2 separate regions of the Homo sapiens genome follow, and region 1 is linked to region 2. A link is an interaction called in ENCODE POLR2A ChIA-PET data of the cell type or tissue named here. Cell type or tissue: Panc1. All regions are shown on one strand. Links, peaks and the distances in the headings refer to the core of each region. The heading gives the core; the rest is flanking DNA. Region 1 overlaps RARA (retinoic acid receptor alpha). Region 2 has its middle 26 kb from the start of IGFBP4.

Region 1 (10,490 bases), core at 2,265-6,264, 130 kb after region 2:
CAAACAGGAAATCATGAGGCCCAGTGCCAGGTGGACACTGGCTCCCAGTATAGAGTGGCACCATCCCCCAAGACAGTACCCAGCTCTACCCTGCCCCTCACTATCACAGCCTTGCTGGGTACGTGAAACTCACCAAGGGCCTCAGCAGGAAGCAGGCGACCGTGGCCTAACGGCAACTCGCCCAGCCAAGGAGAGATTAGAAGTTTTGCTCTATTTTTTTATTTTTATTTATTTATTTGAGACAGAGTCTCGTTCTGTCACCCAGGCTAGAGTGCAGTGGTGTGATCTCAGCCCACTGCAGCCTCCACCTCCCGGATTCAAGCAATTCTCATGCCTCAGCCTCCCAAGTAGCTGGGATTACAGGTGTGCACCAGCATGCCCAGCTAATTTTGGTATATTCTGTAGAGATGGGGTTTCGCTATTTCGCTATCTTGCCAAGGCTGGTCTTGAACTCCTGAGCTCAAGCAATCCTCCCACCTCGGCCTCCCAAAGTGCTGGGATTACAGGCATGAGCCACCGTGCCCACGCTTTTTTTTTTTTTTTTTTTTTGAGTCCAAGTCTTGCTCTGTTACCCGGGCTGGAGTGCAATGGCGCGATCTCGGCTCACTACAACCTCCACCTCCGGGTTCAAGTGATTCTCCTGCCTCAGCCTCCCGAGTAGCTGGGATTATAGGTGTGAGCCACCGTGCCCAGCCAGAAGTCTTGCTTTAAGGAGGAGGAAACAGATTTGGAGAGAGCTTGGGTGACCTGCCCAAGGCCACACAGGAAGAACTGTCCTTTAAGACTCCTGCCCATGGAAGGCCCTTGGTCTGTGGGCTGGTTGAGGTTTCCAGCAACCCAGAAGTCAAAATGGGGAGGGGAGCACCTCTATTTCTGACAGCCAAAGGTTGAGTGGCCTCCAGTCAACCCTGGGAGGCCCAATCCCTCGCTGTGCCCCAACTCCACAGAGGAGGAGGAGGAAGAAGGCACTGCCCCAAAATGACTTAGAGATGGAAACCACTTCCTCTTCCCACAGACACTACTCCCTCAAAGGGCAGGCAGGCCTGCACTGGTACAGCCCCATAAGCAACACATCCCTTGGCATGGGGTAGACACAATACCTCGGCCCTGACCCACCTAAAAGGAAGACGGGCTTCCTTCCCTGAGTTCCCTCCCCGCGTCTATGCTGGGATCTTGTCCAGAGGGAACCTGTGCATTATCCTTGCTGGGAGATAAAAGGTGAGGGACCCCATTTTCATTAAAAACTCCATGTCATGTTCTTTTGTCTGACTCTACATTTCGGACTCCAAGAAAGGCATTGCTAGGCAGCACTCCCTCCACCTGGGCTGTCCCTCTGCCTGGGCTGTCCCTCCGCCTGGGCTGTCCCTCCTATTGTCCAGGGAAAGAGTGGGAAGCAGGGAAGGAGGCAGTATGCACAGACTGCAACAGCGAGGAAGTGGCAGAGGATAGGAAGAAGGGAAGGACACAACCTCCTCCTTTCTGCCTTCTGCTGGGGCTCACCCAGACCCTCGGGCATTCCCCAGTCTCTAGGCACACGAAGCAAACATGCAGCCACCCTTTTGGGGCTCCCATCCCCGGCTCCTCTGTTGATGGCTTGCAACTTCTTTGCCTCCATCCACAAATTGAAACAAATTAAGAATAAGAACTGTGGCTTTTACATTCTGTTCCTTCAGTGTCTGGAGATCGGGGGGAGGGTGCCCGCTGAGTTCTGCAAACTCCCGTGGGCTACAGCGGGCAGATTTGGGGGTGGGGATGGTGTGAACAGATTGTATCCACAGCTTCCAGGACAGGATGGAGATCTGGCCCAGGCCCCTTATCTTTCTTTCTCTCCAGCCTTCAGGATCCAAAACAGAGAGGAGGGGGTATGGCTTGGGCCTTCCCTACACCCCCTACCGGGGAAAGGTAGGTTCTAAGGCAGAGAAAGGGCCTCTACAGTGGGGAAGGGGGTTTCAGTCAGCACTAAGCCCCACCCCCCACACTTCCCACACCCAAGAGTGTGCCCCACAATCCACTCTCAAAGCTGCCTATGTAGATGGTGGAAAACAGCCCAGCTTTACAATCCTACAGTCATGATTCTGCAGTACTTTAACCTCCCCCAGCACTGTGTCCTCTGTGTAAGTGGGGATAATGTCCCTCTTCCAGGATTGCAGGGATTAAAATTTGTAAAACACAGACAAAGCCCCTGACACACAGTAGGTGCTCTATAGATGTTAGCATCCCATTCTCTCCAGCTCCCACCTACAAAGGGTCTGGGTCACGGCCAGGCACAGTGGCTGATGCCTGTAATCCCAGCACTTTAGGAGGCCGAGGCGGGCGGATCACAAGGTCAAGAGATGGAGACCATCCTGGCCAACCAACATGGTGAAACCCCACCTCTACTAAAAATACAAAAATTAGCTGGGCGTAGCGGCACACGCCTGTAGTCCCAGCTACTTGGGAGGCTGAGGCAGGAGAATCGCTTGAGCCCGGGAGGCAAAGGTTGCAGTGAACCGAGATCGAGCCACTGCACTCCAGCCCGGGTGACAGAATGAGACTCCGTCTCAAAAACAAAACAAAAAAATAACAACAAGCCGGGCGCGGTGGCTCATGCCTGTAATCCCAGCACTTTGGGAGGCCGAGGCAGGCGGATTGGGAGGTCAGGAGATCGAGACCATCCTGGCTAACATGGTGAAACTCCATCTCCACTAAAAATACAAAAAATTAGCCGGGCATGGTGGCATGCATCTGTAGTCCCAGCTACTTGGGAGGCTACAGGAGAATGGCTTGAACCTGGGAGGCAGAGGTTGCGGTGAGCCAAGATCGTGCCACTGCACTCCAGCCTGGCTAACAGAGCTAGACTCTGTCTAAAACAAATAAATAAATAAATGAATAAATGTCTTTGGCCAGGTGCAGTGGCTCACACCTGTAATCCCAGCACTTTGGGATGCCGAGGTGGGCGGATCACCTGAGGTCAGGAGTTCAAGACCAGCCTAATAAGGAGGAACCCCATCTCTACTAAAAATACAAAAAAATTAGTCCAGCATAGTGGCGGGCGCCTGTAATCCCAGCTACTCAGGAGGCTGTGGCAAGAGAATCGCTTGAACCTGGAGGCAGAGGGTTTCAGTGAGCTGAGAGATTGCACCACTGTACTCCAGCCTGGGCGACAGAGCAGGACTCCGTCTCAAAACAAACAACAACAAAAAAGAAACATGCTCAGAGAGGTTATCAGCAAGTTGTATGTGACATAAATGTCCAAGTTGTTGTTGTTTTTGAGACAGGGTCTTGCTCTGTCACCCACCAGGCTGGAGTGCAGTGGCGTGATCATAGCTCACTGCAGCCTCAACCTCTCAGGCTCATGCAATCCTCCCACCTCAGCCTCCCGAGTAGCTGAGACTATAGGCACACGCTACCACACCTGGCTAATTTCTTCTCTTTGGTAGAGGCAGGGTCTCACTATGTTGTCCAGGCTTGTCTCAAATTCCTGGGCTGAAGTCCCTACCTCAGCCTCCAAAAGTGCTGGGATTACAGGCAGGCGCCACTGCACGCAGCCAGTGTCTTAAGTTTTATTTTATTATCTTTTTTTTTCGGAGACAGAGGCTCGCTCTATCCCCCAGGCTGGAGTGCAGTGGCATGATCTCGGTTTACTGCAACCTCTGCCTCCTGGGTTCAAGCGATTCTCTAGCCTCAGCCTCCCGAGTAGCTGGGATTACAGACACGTGCCACCTCGCCTGCCTAATTTTTGTATTTTTAGTAGAGATGGGGTTTCACCATGTTGGCCAGGCTGGTCTCAAACTCCTGACCTCAGGTCATCCGCCCGCCTTGGCCTGCCAAAGTGCTGGGATTACAGGCATGAGTCACCACGCCCAGCCCAGTGTCCAAGTTTTAAACTCAGCACTAAATGCCTACTCCACAGCCCCCAGTCAGACCCCTTTGCCCATGGAATTCCCAGGGTGAACAAAAAAAGGCAGATCAGTTCTCCCCTCCAGCCAAGAAAGGTTAAGAACCCAAACGAAAGACCACTCCTCTTTAAACACTCTGTGCCCTAAGTCACTCCCCCTCCCAGCCCCAACACCAACACACAGACAGGCTGACTCTCCCTCCTTAGCTCTGGATTTAATTCCCCCAAAACACACTCAGCTCTCTAACCCTCTCACCCAATACACACAAGTCATTAATCCCCTTCCCAACACACACCCAACCGTGACCCCACCCCCAAAACACACACAGCCCTGACCCGTAGTGCACACAGAATCTGAGACCTCCACAGTAAACACCAGTCTTCAGAGACCAAGCCCCAGGGGCCAGTTTAGGGGGCGGGGAGAATCGCCGGACCATCTCTAGGGCTCCCACCCTGGCTGTAGCAGAACAAATACACAGCCCTCCCCACAGTGACCTGGAGAGGGTTTCTGTTGGTCCCATAGGCTACTAGGTCTCTGAAGGGCGCACCCAGGCCACCTAATGTGCTGCCTCCTCCCCACCTGGGGAAAGGGATGAGGGGGAGGAGGGACCCAACACCTTTGTTGGATGGGGAATGGGAGTAGGAAGCCTCATCAGCAAGAATTCCTACAAAAAGGGTATGGGCAGACTGGGGCATACCACTGCTCCTGCAGGAATGGAGGACCATGGATTGCCACCTCTCCTGGGAACTGCCTCACCCTCAGCACCAGCCCTAAGGCCAGGCAAGCAGGGAAGGCTAAACTGCCTCCATCTCTGAGGCCAGGCATGTGATAATTTTATCTGCCATGCTTTCCTACTCAGAGCTCAGGAGCTCTGTCCACCAGGCAGCCCTGGCTCTGCAGAAGGAGGGAGATGCCAGGCTCCCTCAGACCCATGGCCACACCTTGTCCCAGAGAAGAGGAAGGTCAGTGAGAAGCTCAGAAGCTAAGGGTCTGGGCAGGGAGAGAAGTTGTTGTTGTTTACTAGGGAGAGGGGAGGGGCAGGGAAACCAAAAGGCTCACAGAGGGAGGGGGCAGGAAGGGGGCATTGCCTAACCTGGGTGGAGAAAGCCGAAGAAGGCTACACTTGCCTGAAATGTGGGCACCCCACCCACATTTGGGGAGAAGGTTACCAGGATGGGAAGCCTTCCCCACCCACCTCTAAGAAAGAGGAAGAAGCTTGCAACATTGAGGGGAGGGGAAGGCAAAGCATTTGCTCCCTCTGGCCAGGATGGGCAAGGATGGGGCCAGGCCCCAGCCCCCACCTCCAACCCTCCAATGAGCCCAGGCTCCAGATGGACAGAGTGTCTGGGAACTCTGTTGCCATCACCTGGGTTAGGACAAGTTGTCCACAGGCACCAGGTCGCAGGTCCCTAACTCCTCCCCCGTCAAAAATCCTACCCTGAGCTGGGTGCAGTGGTACATGCCCATATCTCCAGCACTTTGGGAGGCCAAGATAGGAGGACTGCTTGAGCTCAGGAGTTTGAGACCAGCCTGGGCAACATGGTGAGACCTTGTCTCTATGAAAAATCAAAAAATCAGCCTGGTGTGGTGGCACGCACCTGTAGTCCCAGCTACTCGAGAGGCTGAGGCAGTAGAACGCCTTGAGCCCAAGAGTTCAAGCCTGCACTGAGCTATGATCATGCCACTGCACTCCAGCCTGGGAGACAGAGTGAGACCCTATGAGAAAAAAAAAAAAGAAAGAAAGCCAGGCACAGTGGCTCATGCCTGTAATCCCAACACTTTGGGAGGCTGAGGCGGGCAGATGACTTGAGGCCAGGAGTCCAAGACTGGCCTGGCCAACATGGCAAAACCCCATCTCTACTAAAAATACAAAAAAAATTAGCTAGGTGTGGTGACACGCACCTGTAATCACAGCTACTCGGGATGAGGCATGAGAATCGCTGGGAGGCCGAGACTGCATTAAGCCAAGATGGTGCCACTGCACTCCAGCCTGGGCAACAGAGGAAGACCCTGTCTTAAAACATAAAAATGGCCAGGCGCGTTGGCTCATGCCTATAATCCTAGCACTTTGGGAGGCCAAGGCGGGCGGATCATGAGGTCAGGAGTTCAAGACCACCCTGGCCAATATGGAGAAATCCCGTCTCTACTAAAAATACCAAAAGTAGCCGGGCATGGTGGCGTACGCCTGTAGTCCCAGCTACATGGGAGGCCGAAGCGGAAGAGTTGCTTGATTCCGGAAGGCGGAAGTTGCAGTGAGCCGAGATCGCACCACTGCACTCCAGCCTCGGTGACAGAGCAAGACTCTGTCTCAAAAAAATAAATAAATAAATAAAAATAAAACCCTACCCTGTCAGGAAGCAGACAGTCTTCTAGTTCCAGTGATCCAAGTCCAGAATGTAAATCACAGTCCCTTTAAATGCAGTGAATATTCTACAAAGATACACCAATGCATTCCCTAGTAGCCCCAAACCCCAGAGGCTGGCCTCTCCCCATCACTAACACAGACTATAGGACCAGACCAGAATCAGAGTCCCCAGACTCCATCCATCCCATACTCCTATATGAGGTGGAGAGAAGAGACAGCAGAAACAGAAGATGAAGGTTTGATAAGGGGTGGCAGGAGAAACTGAGGCAGCACCTGCCTGCCCCCTGGCCCCAGGGCATAAAGGGCGGGGAACACAAAGAAACACAGACATAGAGTCCCTGCTCCTGGTGGCTGGTGGAGCCTGGGAGGGAGGGGGCCACAGCTAAGCCAGAGGAGGCGATCCAGGAAGCAGTGGTGGTGGTGGGCACCCAGCCAGTGCGGGCAGTGAGGCGCCCAGCCAGGGCCTGCCCCAGGGACAAAGAGACTCCCTGGCTCCGGGGAGAGAGCGCTGCCCCCACACTGAGAAGGGGGCACTGACCCAGCCCAGCCAGGCACATAGGGCAGTGGTGCCAGGCAGCTTGCCAGCAGCCGTGAGAGGGGTGGTGGGTGCACAGGGCAAGGTGTGCAGTCCCTGCTGGCCAGGAGAGGTGGGGACACGTTTCCCAGGTCAGCAGCTGACCAGCCGGCCAGCCAGCAGCCCATGGCCCATTCTGCTGCTTCCACCCTCTCCCGTCCCAGGCCAGGCCCCGGCTCCCTCCTCCCCCCAGCCCTGGCCTGGCGCCCAGCTGGGCCCTGGGGGCCAGAGTTACTGTAAGCGGCCTGGCAGGCCCCAGCCCTGGACTCTGCCAGCTGGCCAGAGCTGCCGCCACCTCCCACTACCTGGCTCGGCCAGCCGGCGAAGGGTACTGAGACCCCTGCCCAGCCAACAAGTGACCTCCATGGCAGAGGGTGGAGGCAAGGAAAACACAGGCCCTGCCAAGACCATGCATGCGTCCGAGGCCAGAGTCCAGGCCAAGTGTCCCCTCCTGGGACACTCACCCTATCCACCCAGCTAGACCGTGGGCCCCTCCCTCTCATCCTCCCCACAAAGGGAAGCACATCCTAGCATGGCCGGGGGTGGAGCTGGCAGGGGGAGAGGTGGGGTTCCAGCCAGCCTTCCTCGGTCTGCTCCTTCAAGCCCTTTCCCTCAGAGGCACTGAGTGGGGGTGGGGCGTAGGTGGTGTGCTGCTCTCACTCTAGGTAGAGCTGCCATTTCCATCAAATGTCAAGAGGTTTGTTTACCCACCTCCAACCTGTGTGTCCAGTCCTTGGAGCTATTTATAAGGCCCCAACAGCAGAGCACAGAAGAGGGGTGCGAGGGCCACTGCAGGCCAGAACAGCATGGTTTCATCTCCCCCTCTGCCACCCCCAACTTCAAACACAACCACCATGATCAGCCTATAGGCCATAGGGCTTTCATTTTTAAGACCTCAAATGATGGTCACCCCAACTGGAGAAGACCTTGTCGCTCACCGTGCCTTCCACTCACAGCAGAACAGACGTGCCCAGAGCCCAAGCTCTGAGGCCTGCCACCCTCCACAGTCCCTTCCCACCCCAGCCCCCACACCCAGACTTACTGGCTGGGGATGGTGTGCTATATCCACTAACTGGAAGCTGGTGCTGGAGAGTGGTCAGAGCGCCTGGCGGGGAGAGTCCACCCAGCATAGGGGGGAAGAAGAAGGCGTAGGGAGGCACCGGGTACCCATTGAGGTGCCCGCCCCCAGGTGTCGGGCAGGAGCTGCTGTTGCTGGCCATGCCAAGCGGCCACAGTCAGAAGGGAGGCAGACAGTCTGGCAGGGGGCTCTGGTGGGCTTCAGACCACCCCTCCTCGGGGCATGGGGCCTGGGCCCAGATGGGGTTTGGGTGGTCAGCCCACCCGCCCTGTCCTGGAGCTGCTGTCCAAAGAGGGCAGGCTAATCTCAGTCTCCTGGAGCCCCCACCCTAGCTGGGGGCCAGGTGGGTTGGGGGATGTCTCAAGAGCCGGTCCTTTGGTCAAGCAGTTCTGTGAGCTGGCACTTTTCCTGGGAAGGTCCAGAGCTGGCCTTCAGGGCACCAAAAAAGATGCCACTCCTAGATGGGCCCCAGCTAGGTGGCTGAGGGGGCCATGTCCTGTGATGCTGCAGAAAAAAGAAAGACAGGTGAGTGGGCACTGAAGAACAGGCACACAGGCATTCCCCGTGGAGCTCCCCAACCTGGGCTGCCGGAGATTTTCCCGTGGCACCCAGCTGAGCAGACAGCTGGCACCATGCCTGGCTGGCAGAGATGACCTGGAAGCAGGGCCCAGACACTGCTGGGGGTGGCAGATAGCACAGCCAGGCTGGGGAGACAGGGACAGAGCCCAGAACCTTGGAGGGCCTCTCACCCACAGTCCTGAGGGGAAAGGGTCCACAGTGCCACCTCAAGGGATCACTGCAGCAGAAACGGGCAGCTGGCCCTCCTTCCCCCAGTGAGGGTTACCTGAGGTCAAGATGCAGAGAACGTGTGCTGGGGGGGAAGAGGGAGGGGGAGGAAAAGCCGCTTCCCTAAAGCATTGGCACTTCTCAGAAAAATGACTCCTAAGCCAGGGGGCCCCTCTTACACCACTTCCCCCCCAGATCCAAGCCCCAGCACCCCAGACGGGTTTGTCCCACAGGCCCTGGGAGGAGGCCCATTTACGTACACACTAATAGGAAAATGGGAACCAAGGACTCCTAGGTATCACCTCCAATGCTTAACAGCATGGATGGTCCAGGGGTAGGCGATGTGTAGGAGGGCAAGGACCGCCCAGGAAGCCTCCTACCCCCAGGCAATGAAGGAGAGATTGATCTCAAGGTTCACCCACATACTTCTGTCTGCAGAAGCAAAACACATGAACTGGGGTGGGAGGTGGGCAGAAGATGAAAGGCCAGATGCCCCCTTCACCAGTGTGAATACAGATCCACACCCTGTTTGAACAGCTGGCACCAGAGGATATGCACAGATAATACCATGGGGTAGAGACAGAGACAGAGATGAACCCAGAGATTCCATAACACAGTGAGACAGATAGGCAGCAACAAGAGCAAAGAGAGAGAACACGAAGAACATATCCATACGAGGACAAGAGGATGTTTCAAATCCATTTTGGGTACAGGTTATATATAAATACATATGCATGTATTTATATATGAAAAATACATATATGAAAGACAAAAGAAAAGAGACAGACAAAAAGAAACATGGCCAATCAAAAGCACAATGAGGCTGGGGGCGGTGGCTCACGCCTGTAATCCCACCACTTTGGGAGGCTAAGGCAGGTAGATCACCTAAGTCAGGAGTTCAAGACCAGCCTGGCCAACATGGCAAAATCCTGTCTCTACTAAAAATACGAAAGTCAGTTGGGTGCGGTGGCTCACACCTATAATCCCAGCACTTTGGGAGGCTGAGGCAGGTGGATCACCTGAGGTCAGGAGTTTGAGACCAGCCTGACCAACATGCCGAAACCCCATCTCTACTAAAAAATACAAAAATCTACTAAAAAATTAGCTGCGCATGGTGGCAGGTGCCTGTAATCCCAGCTACTTGGGAGGCTGAGGCAGGAGAATCGCTTGAACCAGGGAGGTGGAGGTTGCAGTGAGCTGAGATCACACCATTGCACTCCAGCATGGGTAACAGAGCAAGACTCCGTCTCCAAAAAAAAAAAAACACACACACAAATACAAAAGTTATCCAGGCGTGGTGGCACATGCCTGTAATCCCAGCTACTCAGGAGGCTGATGCACGAGAATTGCTTGAACCTGGGAGGCAGTGAGCCGAGATTGTGTCACTGCACTTCAGCCTGGGCAACAGAGTGAGACTCCATCTCAAAAAAAAAAAAAGCACAATGAGATACCACTTCATACCCACTAGGCTAGCTCTAATAAGAAAGACAGATAATAACAAGTACTGGCGAGGATGTGGAGAAATTGGAATCCTCATATATTGCTGGTGGGAATGTAAAATAGAATAGCTGTTTTGGAAAACAGTTTGGCAGTTCCTCAAAAGGTTAAACACAGCGATGGCATATGACCCAGCAATTCTACTCCTAGGTATCTACCCAAGAGATATGACAACGTAAGTCCACAGAAAGACTTATACATGAACATTCACAGCAGCGTTATTCCTAATAGTCAAAAAGTGGAATCAACCCAAAAGTCCATCAACTGACGAATAAATAAAATGTTGTATGTCCCTACAATGGAACATTATTC
Region 2 (10,490 bases), core at 3,534-7,533:
GTCTCCTGCTGTGGCCCCGCTTGGCCCAGCATGGAACAGAGTTCGTGGAAGGCGATCATTTCTGCTGCATTTGCCACAGCTCATGTTTCCCCTAAGAAGGTTTAGCGGAGAACTTGACTTAAGACTGCTGAGGGCAAAGCAGCCAGCCCGGCAGGGGTGGGAGGGCTGGACAGCAGAGGGGAGGCAGGATAACCACTGAGCCAGGAACCAGGAGGGGAGGAGCCATCTTATCCACCCAAGGACACCAGAGGAGTGTTCTCTCCAGGAGGCTCCAGGCCTTATAGCCCTGGGTCTTAACCCCTGCCGCAGCCCTCGCTCCAGTGTCTCTCTCCCCAGTCTTTTCATCCCTCTCCATCCCTTTCTTGATCTCCGTACACACTCATACCACCCACCCTCCCTCCCTCTCTTCTCCCACTTCCCCTCTCTCCTTTCTCACCATCTCTCCTCATTATGCCTTCTCTACTCGATCACCCCTTTGCAGAGAAACCTTTCCTCCTTCTTGCTCTTTTCCAGTTGAATTTCCTCGCCCCGTTGTCCCAGGTGGCTGGACATGCAGCAGAAGGGAACTGGGGAGACTCTCGCACTGCCAATCATTTCTCAAAACTCAGGTTCCAGTTTGAGACCCGCCTGGCCAACATGGTGAAACCCCATCTCTACAAAAAATACAAAAATTAGCCGGGCAAGGTAGCGCACCTGTAGTCCCAGGTACTCGGGAGACTGAGGCATGAGAATCCCTTGAAACTGGGAGGCGGAAGTTGCAGTGAGCTGTGATCGTGCCACTGCACTCCAGCCTGGTTGACAGAGCAACATGCTATCTCTAAAACAAACAAACAAACAAAAACTCAGGTTCCCACACCCTCTAAACCCTGCCTGCTCTCAGGCTACAGAGACCTCTCCAGGAGGCTGAAGTGCCCTTACCCCGACCATCTGACCAGCCACCGCCCCATGCCCGTGCCCCACCGAGGGCGGAGGCTGCTCACTGCTCTGTTTTATCTCTGGCCTCTGATCCTGCATTCTTGTGCCAGGGCTTAGACCCAGGGCAAGGTCTTAGACCCAGGGCAGGGGTAGGGTTAAAGGCTTTCAACCCAGGGGCCAGTGCCTTAATTCATGCAACAAATGTTTTCTGGCTGTGTGCTTTATTCATGTGAACCAGGAAAACAGAAAAATATGACAGTGTTTCCAACAGAGGTTTATAAGTGCTATGCAGGGCTGGTGGAAAGAGTAGAAACTGAGAAAGATAAACTTTACCCACTTGAAGGGAAGGAGGGCAATGTTACCAAGAAGGTAACATTTGAGTTGGGTCTTCAAGGATGAATAGGAGTTCGGCATGCAAAGAGAGTTAGAAACCAACTTTTAGGAGTGGGGAGGGGCTCTCATGTGCTACATACAATCTGAGGCACATTATATAAGCCTAATCCCATTTTACAGATTAGAAAACTGGGGCTCAGAGGGTTAACTTGCCCACATTCACCTAACTGTAAATGGCAGAGAAACAGGATTTCAAGTCCATGCCCATCCTATTGCCCCAGCATTCACAGAAAGCAGATGGAGACATTCGTGTGTGAAGCACACAGGTATGAAAAGATGTACCAAGTTTGGTGTGGCTCAAGTACATGGTACCTAAGGGAGTAGGTGAGAGAGAAAGCAGAAGAAAAAGACAGCAACAGGACCCTCAGGACCCTTGGGTGCCAGCTGAGAATGTCTGGAGATTGAATACTTGCTGAATGAAGGAGATGGGACTCAGGCCTGCTGTGTATGATTTTGTGGGCTATGCAGTGCATGGTCATACATGGCACCCTGCTTGGGCTTTATCCCATAGGTAATGAGGATGAGATAGGAAGCGGGACTGCACTCCAGAGGCAGGGCTTGGACACAGGTCCAAACTGAGGACTAGCTAAAACAGGGATGGGGTGGGAGGAGCTTTCCATAAGACACACCCACCAGTGTGACATGTCAGTTTACCATTGCCGTGGCAACACCCAGAAATTACCACCCCTTTCCATGGCAGCAACAACCTAATGACCCAGAAGTTATCACCCTTTTTCTACAAATCTCTGCATAATCTGCCCCTTAATTTGCATGTGTTTAAAAGTGGGTGCAAATATGAGTGTGGAAGCTACTGAGCTGCAGCTCTCAGCACACTGGGGTAGCCCTGCTCTGCAGGAGCAGTCACAGGGCTGTGACACTGCCACCTCTAGAAAGCTGCTTTCTTCTATCACCGCTTGCCCTTGAATTATTCCCTGAATGAAGCCAAGAACCCTCCCAGGCTAAGCCCCAATTTGGGGCTCGCCTGCCCTGCATCAGGGAGACATGTCAGCTGAGGAGTAATTGACCAGATTTCTGCTTTAGAAATATGGCAGTGGAGGCAGGAGATGGCATCTGAGGCCCAGGCTGGGGAGAAGGGTGCTGGGATGAGAACCTGGAGTTCAGACCAGGGAAGGGATGAGAGCCTAAGAAGAGGAGCTCTCACCCTGAGACAGGCTGGTGCAGGAGTCTGCTCGATCCAGGCCTGGGTCCCTGGTTCCCTCTGAGCTTGGGAGGACTATGTGAGACAGAACAGGACCAGGGGCCTGCATTCCCCCTTGTATTATTCATCTTCTCGGGCTGCCATAACAAAATACCATAGACTGGGCAGCTTACACAACAGAAATTTATTTTCTCACAGTTCTGGGGGCTGAAAGTCCAGGATCAGGGTGCCATGATGGCCAGGTTTGGATAAGGACTCTCTTCCTGGTTTGCAGATGGCTGCCTTCTCCCTGTGTGCTCACATGGTCTTTCTTCAGTGTGTGTGCATGGAGAAAGAGATCCCTCTCCCTCTCTTCCCTTTCTTATAAAGCCACCATCCTGCCGGGCACGGTGGCTCATGCCTGTAATCCCAGCACTTTGGGAGGCTGAGGCGGGTGGATCATGCACTCCAGCCTAGGCGACAGAGAGAGACTCCGTCTCAAAAACATAAATAAATAAAATACAATAAAATAAAGCCACCATCCTATCTGATTAGAATCTCACCCTTGTGGCCTCACTGAACCTTAATTACCTCAGAAAAGCCTTATCTCCAAATATAGTCACATTGGGAGTGAGAGCTTCAGCATGCGAGTTTGACGGGACACAGCTCAATCCACAGCACCCATCCAGGCAGAGTCCTGCCCGGTCATGTTCCCCATCCCCACCAAGCTGCAGTCCTGGCCAGGCTGGAGCCCTCAGCCCCAGGAAAGGAGACCCTCGATTTCCCAGGCTCCCAGGGCCAGCCAGGGGCTTCTTTTGTAAGTGTTTCCTGGAAGGCTTTTCAGTGTTCTCCTCTCCCCATCTGGACTAGCCAAGAAAGGCAAGTAGAGCTTGGCTGGAGCAGGCCTGGGGGTCAGGCAGACAAGCCAGGAAGGAGGGAACCAGAGAGGAAGAATGAGGAGGGGGTAGGAGGGCAAGCAACACACACTCATTCATTCACGCATTCAACAAATATGCGCTGCACTCCCAGTGAACTACGCAGAGCCAGGCAGGCAGGGTTGGCCAGGAGCTGGGGGAGGGGCCTACGTGTGCCCCAGGAAGCAATGTTCTCCCCTCCAAGAATTCAGACTTGACACCCTGTGAACACTGACAAGGACATATCCTTAGTTCACTCCGCTCCCATCTATGCATGCACACACATACACACGCATGCACACACACACATGCGTGCGCGCGCACACACACACACACACACACTTGCTTCTTCTGCATCAGGAACTGGAAGCCAGCCAGGTGTGGTGGCTCATGCCTGTAATCCCAGCACTTTGGGAGGCTGAGGCGGGCAGATCACTTGAAGTCAGGAGTTCGAGACCAGCCTGGGAAACAAGGAAAAACCCCATCTCTACCAAAAATACAAAAATTATCCAGGGGCGGTGGTGCATGCCTCAGCTATTCGGGAGGCTGAGGCAGGAGAATTGCTTGAACCCAGAAGGCAGAGGCTGCAATAAGCCGAGATCATGCCACTCTACTCCAGCCTGGGCAACAGAGTGAGACTCTGTCTTAAAAAAGAAAAAAAAAAAAAGAAATGGAAACCTGGGTGTCAGGCAGATCTGGTGGCAGGTCCCTTCTGCCACTGGTTAGCTGCACAGTTTGGGGCAAGTCACTTCTCTGGGCATTGAGCCTCAGTTTCCTCAACTGTAATACCCACCTCACAGAATGAAGTTTGTGGGAAGCCTTATAAATGCACCAGTCATGAATGCACTTCAGAGTCTCTGGGGTGCTGTATAAATGCTCCTTATGGGAAGGGCAGCATATCTGCAGCTCTCTCACTGAGCACTCAATGTGTGCTGAGTGCTGGGCCACGGGAATGAGGGCTCCATGAAGAAAGAGACTCGTCTAGTTCACCACTGAATCCCCAGCGTCTAGAACAGTGCCTGGCACATGGTAGGTCTGTAGTATCTGTTAGAAGCTTTGCCATATGTTAGCTCATTTAATCTTGACAACAACACTACCTAAGTACTATTATTTATCCTCATTTGATGGACATGAAACTGTGGATTCAAAAATTAGGTAAATTTCCCAAGGTTCAACCATAAGTGGCAGAGTGGGATCTGAACCCAGGCAATCTGATCCCATGGCTGCTGATGATAATGATGACGATGGTGATGGAGATGAAAGCAGACATTTGGAGTTTATTGAGCCCAAGGTCATCAAATCCAATACCCTGCCTTCAGGCACACCAGGACAGGGTTGTCTGTCCCTCCTGGTGTCTCTGCCAAATGCCTCTTCTTCCATTGGGGGTTAGGTTCCCCCTCCCACCCTGATCCCTAGCCCCAGGCTACTCAGGAAATTGAAAAAGTCATGCCTCTCTCTTTCTGCCTAGAAGCCAGCACATCTCCCCTGTAATCCCCCACCCAGAATCTTCCATCAGGACCAAGGATCCAAACCAAATGCTCCAAGCAAATTTACCTCCTCCTGCAGTGCTTGAAACCCACTCCTGCCAGAGCAAGTCTCCTTCGTGGACGCCCCATAATGAGACCCAAGGATCCTGGCTGGGAAAGACAGAGACCCCCGGGAAACCACTCTACCCCCAGCTACTTGTGAGTAGATGGGATGGGGAGAAGGGAGGGAAGACAAGCAAAGAGAGAGGGAGACAAAAATAAAAAGTCAGGGCCAGGCACGGTGGCTCACACCTGTAATCCCAGCACGTTGGGAGGCTGAGGGGGATGGATCACCTGAGGTCAGAAATTCGAGACCAGCCTGGCCAACATGGTGAAACCCCATCTCTACAAAAATACAAAAATTAGCCTGGCGTGGTGGTGCACACCTGTAATCCTAGCTACTCGGGAGGCTGAGGCAGGAGAATTGTTGAATCAGGGAGGCAGAGATTGCAGTGATCACGTCACTGCCCTCCAGCCTGGACAACAGAGAGAAACTCCTTTTCAAGAAAATAAAAGACAGGAAAAAAAGAGAAATGGAGAAACAGAAAAAAATAAAAAATAAAAAAAAATAAAAGAGGGCATGGAGAAACAGACCAGGAGGAGGGCCATCCGAAAAGAAGGAAACCCAGAGAGAGAACAGGGCCAGAAGACAGGAGACCCAAATCGAGGCAATCTACAGAGACACATTCCCTCTTACAAAATGGAGAAATAAGTCAGGCCCAGTGGCTCACACTTATAATCCCAGCTCTTTGGAAGGCCGAGGCAGGCGGATCATTTGAGGTCAGGAGTTCGAGACCAGCCTGGCCAACGTGGTGAAACCCCATCTCCACAAAAAAGTACAAAAATTAGCCAGACATGGTAGCACATGTCTGTAATCCCAGCTACTCGGGAGACTGAGGCGGGAGAATCCCTCGAACCCGGGAGGCGAAGGTTGCAGTGAGCTGAGGTCACACCACTGCGCTTCAGCTTGTGACAAAGTGACGGAGACTCCATCTCAAAAAAAAAAAAAATGAAGAAATAGGGCTACTAGGTGCCAAGGGTACAGAGCACAGGAGAAAAGCATCTATGGGCAGTAGGCATTGAAGAGACAGGCAGAAAGCCCCTTGCTACATTTATTCAGTAATCATTCAGTATCTGCCTCAGGCCTCCTGTTTATCTGGCACTGTGCTTAGCCCTTAGAGATGGGGTTGGGACACACTTATGCTAAAAAATTATTTGTTCTTTATCTGAAATTCACACAGAACTAGATGGCCTGTGTTTTTTATTTTCTAAACATGTAGCCTGGAACTACACTGATGAATGAGGTTCCTGACCTCATGGAGCTTATAAAAATGAAGGATAGCCGGCGGTGGCTCATGCCTGTAATCCCAGCACTTTGGGAGGCCGAAGCGGGCAGATCATGAGGTCAGGAGTTCAAAACCAGCCTGACCAACATGGTGAAACCCCACCTCTACTAAAAATACAAAAATTAGCCGGGTGTGGTGGCGGGCGCCTGTAATCCCAGCTACTCAGGAGGCTGAGGCAGGAGAATCTCTTGAACCCGGGAGGTGGAGGTTGCAGTGAGCCAAGATTGCGCCACTGCACTCCAGCCTGGGCAACACAGCAAGGCTCCCTCTCAAAAAAATAAAAAGAAGGCCAGGCGCAGTGGCTCACACCTGTAATCCCAGCACTTTGGGAGGCCAAGGCGGGTGTATCACGAGGTCAGGAGATCGAGACCATCCTGGCTAACACGGTGAAACCCCGTCTCTACTGAAAATACAAAAAAATAGCTGGGCATGGTGGAAGGCGCCTGTAGTCCCAGCTACTCAGGAGGCTGAGGCAGGAGAATGGCGTGAACCTGGGAGGCAGAGCTTGCAATGAGCCAAGATTGCACCACTGCACTCCAGCCTGGGTGACAGAGCAAGACTCCATCTCAAAAAATAAATAAATAAAATAAAAAATAAAGAAAGAAAAAGAAAAAGAGGGACAAAGATACAGAGTAACTGCACTGTGAATGCCTAACTAAATATTCTTCCATTGAGAAGATGCTCAAGGTGCTCTGAAATGAATACTCAGGAGAATTGACCTGCTCAGGGAAGTCAGGGAGGGCTTCCCTGAGGAGGTGATGATGGCTGAGATGAGAGCTGAAGAAAAATCCATTGTCAGGGGGTGTGGAGGAGGGGGCATTGGGAGCATTGAAAGCAGAGGGACCAGCATGTGCAAAGACCCTGTGGTGGAAGGGAATGCAATACAGCCAGTCTGGCTAGCGGCCCCAGAGAGCAAGGGGGTGTGAGGGGCAGGGGGCCTGGTGAGGTCAGCAGGGGCTAGGCCAAGCAGGACCTCCAGCTCATGTTGGGGGCTTTGGTCTTGACCCTTCCCTGAGAGGCCAGGGAAGCAAGAGGCTGACAGGACTCAATTTCCTGGTATTGTAGGAAGAACTGATTGGGGGCCAGGTGCGGTGGCTCATGCCTGTAATTTCAGCACTTTGGGAGGCCAAGATGGGTGGATCACATGAGGTCAGGTGTTCAAGACCAGCCTGGCCAATATGGTGAAACCCCATCTCTAGTAAAAATATAAAAATTAGCCGGGTGTGGTGGCATACGCCTGTAATCCCAGCTACTTGGGAGGTTGAGGCAGGAGAATTGCCTGAACCCAGGAAGTGGAGGTTGCAGTGAGCCAAATTGCACCACTGCACTCCAGCCTAGGCAACAGAGCGAGACTCTGTCAAAAAAAAAAAAAACCTGGCGATTAATAAGCTGAGAATGGCTGTGGAATAAGCAAGGGAAGCAATGGTGGAGGCTACGTCTAGGACCTGGATGGAGGCAGGACAGCAGGGATAGAGTGGAGAGGTACTGCGAGTTAAAATCCACAGGACTTCAAGATGGAACAGGAGTGAGAAGTAGGGGAGGGGGTTATCTAGAAGGACTCCCAGGGTTCCAGCCTACAGGAATGATGATGGAACCCTCTCCTGAAATGCGGAGGGCCAGGAGGATCCAGCTTAGGATAGGGATGAAAACCTGAGTTCTGAGTCAGGGCCCCGTCCCACCCCTCCCATCAGCCAGGCAGGACTCTCTGAGATACCCTCATGAGGACCATCCTCCCAGACAGGGCAGCCAATCATTCTCCCAAGTTGCCAAGATGGAAACCAATGCATGGTGGAGGAGAGGAGGAAGATGAACAGAGAACCACCCACTTTGCCCTGCCTGAAGGGTGGGGGCCGCCTGAGCCCTCAGACAACGTGTTTGGGGGCAGGTGTGTGGGGAGATCCCTGGTGCCTCACCCTCACTTCCTCCATCCACCTCCCCTCCCAAAAGCCAGGCAGCCTTGGCATTATGACAGAGCCTATCTCGCACTGCGGAGGGTCTTTTGTGGTGGCAGGAGAGGGCATGCCTCGGTTCCAGGCAGACCACGGAGTAGTGTCGGGGAGCAGCACGCAGGAAAACCCAGTGATGGGGCAGATTTAAGAGGTAGGGGGAGGCCAGGTGTGGTGGCTCATGCCTGTAATCCCAGCTCTTCGGGAGGCTGAGGTGGGTGGATCACCTGAGGTCAGGAAATCGAGACCAGCCTGGGCAACATGGTGAAACTCAGTCTCTACTAAAAATACAAAAATTAACCAGGTGTGGTGGCGTGCGCCTGTAATCTCAGCTACTCAGGAGGCTGAGGCAGGAGAATCACTTGAACAAGGGAGGAGGAGGATGCAGTGAGCTGAGATCACGCCACTGTACTCCAGCCTGGGTGACAGAGTGAGACTCCATCTCAAACAAACAAGCAAACAAAAAAAGAGGTAGTGGGAGAGGGAGATGGAGAGGGAGAAAAGGGACAGGAGCACAGGACAGCAAGACACAGAAAATGGAAAGATAAGAACCAAATAAGAGAACCAGGACCAGAGGCAAAGGAACCCACAGAAAGACAGAGGCATAGATAGAAAGACGGCTAGCTGGCTGGGGTGGCTCATGCCTGTTATCCCAAAACTTTGGGATGCCGAGGCAGGAGGATGGCTTGAGCCCAGGAGTTTGAGACCAGCCTGGGCAACATGTCGAAGCCCTGTCTCTACAAAAAAAATACAGAAATTAGCTGGGTGTGGTGGTGTACACCTGTGGTCCCAGCTATTCAAGAGGTGGGAGGATCTCTTGATCCCAGAGGTTGAGGCTGCAGTGAGCCATAATCACACCACTGCACTCTAGCCTGGGCGACAGAGTAAAACCCTGTCTCAAAACAAAAACAACAACAAAAAAAAGAAAGTTATCCAAGTGCCAGCTTTTTTTTTTTTTTTTTCTTTGAGACAGAGTTTTGCTCTTGTTGCCCAGGCTGGAGTGCAATGGCGCGATCTCGGCTCACCGCAACCTCCACCTCCCAGGTTCAAGCAATTCTCCTGCCTCAGCCTCCTGAGTAGCTGAGATTACAGGCATACGCCACCACGCCCAGCTAATTTTGTATTTTTAGTAGAGACAGGGTTTCTCCATGTTGGTCAGGCTGGTCTCGAACTCCCGACCTCAGGTGATTCGCTCACCTCGGCCTCCCAAAGTGCTGGGATTACAGGCATGAGCCACCTTGCTTGGCCTCAAGTGCCAGCTTTCTTGTTGCACTGAGCTCTCCTGTCCCAGGAAGGCTTCTGCCACCTGGGCTGTCCTCAGGGACCCCACGGGGCTAGGGTAGGAAGAGTGAAGAGAAAGGCAGGACTGGGCAGAGGACCCTGGTCCCCTTATAAGAAGCCTTCAGCCCTGCAGCCACCCAGGACTGCTTCCTGTTTCCTTTTTTATTCATTTATTCATTCAATAAGCATTCGTTGAGCTCCTACTGTGCACCCGGCTCTGGAGATTCAAGTGTAATTAAATAAGACCAGCATGTGTTTTAGCAAAACAGGGGAACCCAAGAAACAATTGTGAAAAACATTATGCAGGAAATAAACAAGATGGTAGAAAAGTAAGGTTGAGGGAGATTCTTTACCTAGGATGGTCAGGGAAGGACTCTCACGGGAGGTGACATTTGGCTGAAGGCTGGAGGTAGGGGAGCCAGCCTTGTGAAGAGCAGGGGTGAGAGTGATTCGGCAGAGGGAACAGCACGTGCAAAGGCCCTGAGGTTGGCAGCATCACACTAAAGGGGCTGGAGAAACTCGGAGAGAGCTCTACAGGCCAAGGAAGGTATTCAACAGGAGGCCTCTGGAGGGTGTTACACAGGGTCCTAACCAGATGCCTCTCCACTGCCTTCATCTGCCCCTGAGCTCAGGTACATAAGGCCACCACATAAGTGTGTGGTCCCCAGCAGGACCTCACACACTTCCGTCCCCCTCATGTAGGATCATGGCTCTTCTGCCCAGAAACTGCACCCCCTTCCTTCCTTCCTCCCAAATGAAAGCCCCTGGCCTAGCTTCACCTCTCTGGTGCCCGAAGTGCCCCTTCCTATTTAGGTTCCCCTTTTTATCCCACCAGGAGACACTGGGGGAAAGAATACTGCCCTGAGTTCTAATCTGCTTCCACCACCAGTTCATTTACACCTTCCGACAAGCCAGTTCAGGCCCATCGAGGCCTCGGTTTCCCATCTTCATTATGGACCTGCCAGAGAGGAACATGCTGGTCCCAACCCTGCTCTTCTTGGGGATGACCTTTCTCAGCCACAAGATAGAGC

Evidence for each region. Peaks named below come from ENCODE experiments on the same cell type or tissue, not always from the same donor. Only the 100,000 strongest peaks of a DNase experiment are listed, where the experiment ranks them.
Region 1: POLR2A ChIA-PET joins it to region 2 with 5 read pairs; 3 of 35 experiments call an interaction of 5 or more read pairs at or near these places.

Annotation. Positions count from the first base shown.
Region 1 is chr17:40,328,766-40,339,255 of GRCh38, reverse strand. RARA (retinoic acid receptor alpha) reads right to left here. Exons shown (of 9, transcript NM_000964.4): 2 at 7,860-8,399. The coding sequence starts at 8,037. Among named protein-coding and RNA genes, the nearest start is that of RARA-AS1, 9.1 kb to the left of the region's middle. In Panc1, for the core only: no CTCF peak of the experiment used is centred there; no DNase peak of the experiment used is centred there; H3K27ac peaks cover 2,360 bases.
Region 2 is chr17:40,464,211-40,474,700 of GRCh38, reverse strand. No RefSeq gene overlaps it. Among named protein-coding and RNA genes, the nearest start is that of IGFBP4, 26 kb to the right of the region's middle. RefSeq lists enhancers at 2,143-3,032, 3,033-3,924. In Panc1, for the core only: no CTCF peak of the experiment used is centred there; no DNase peak of the experiment used is centred there.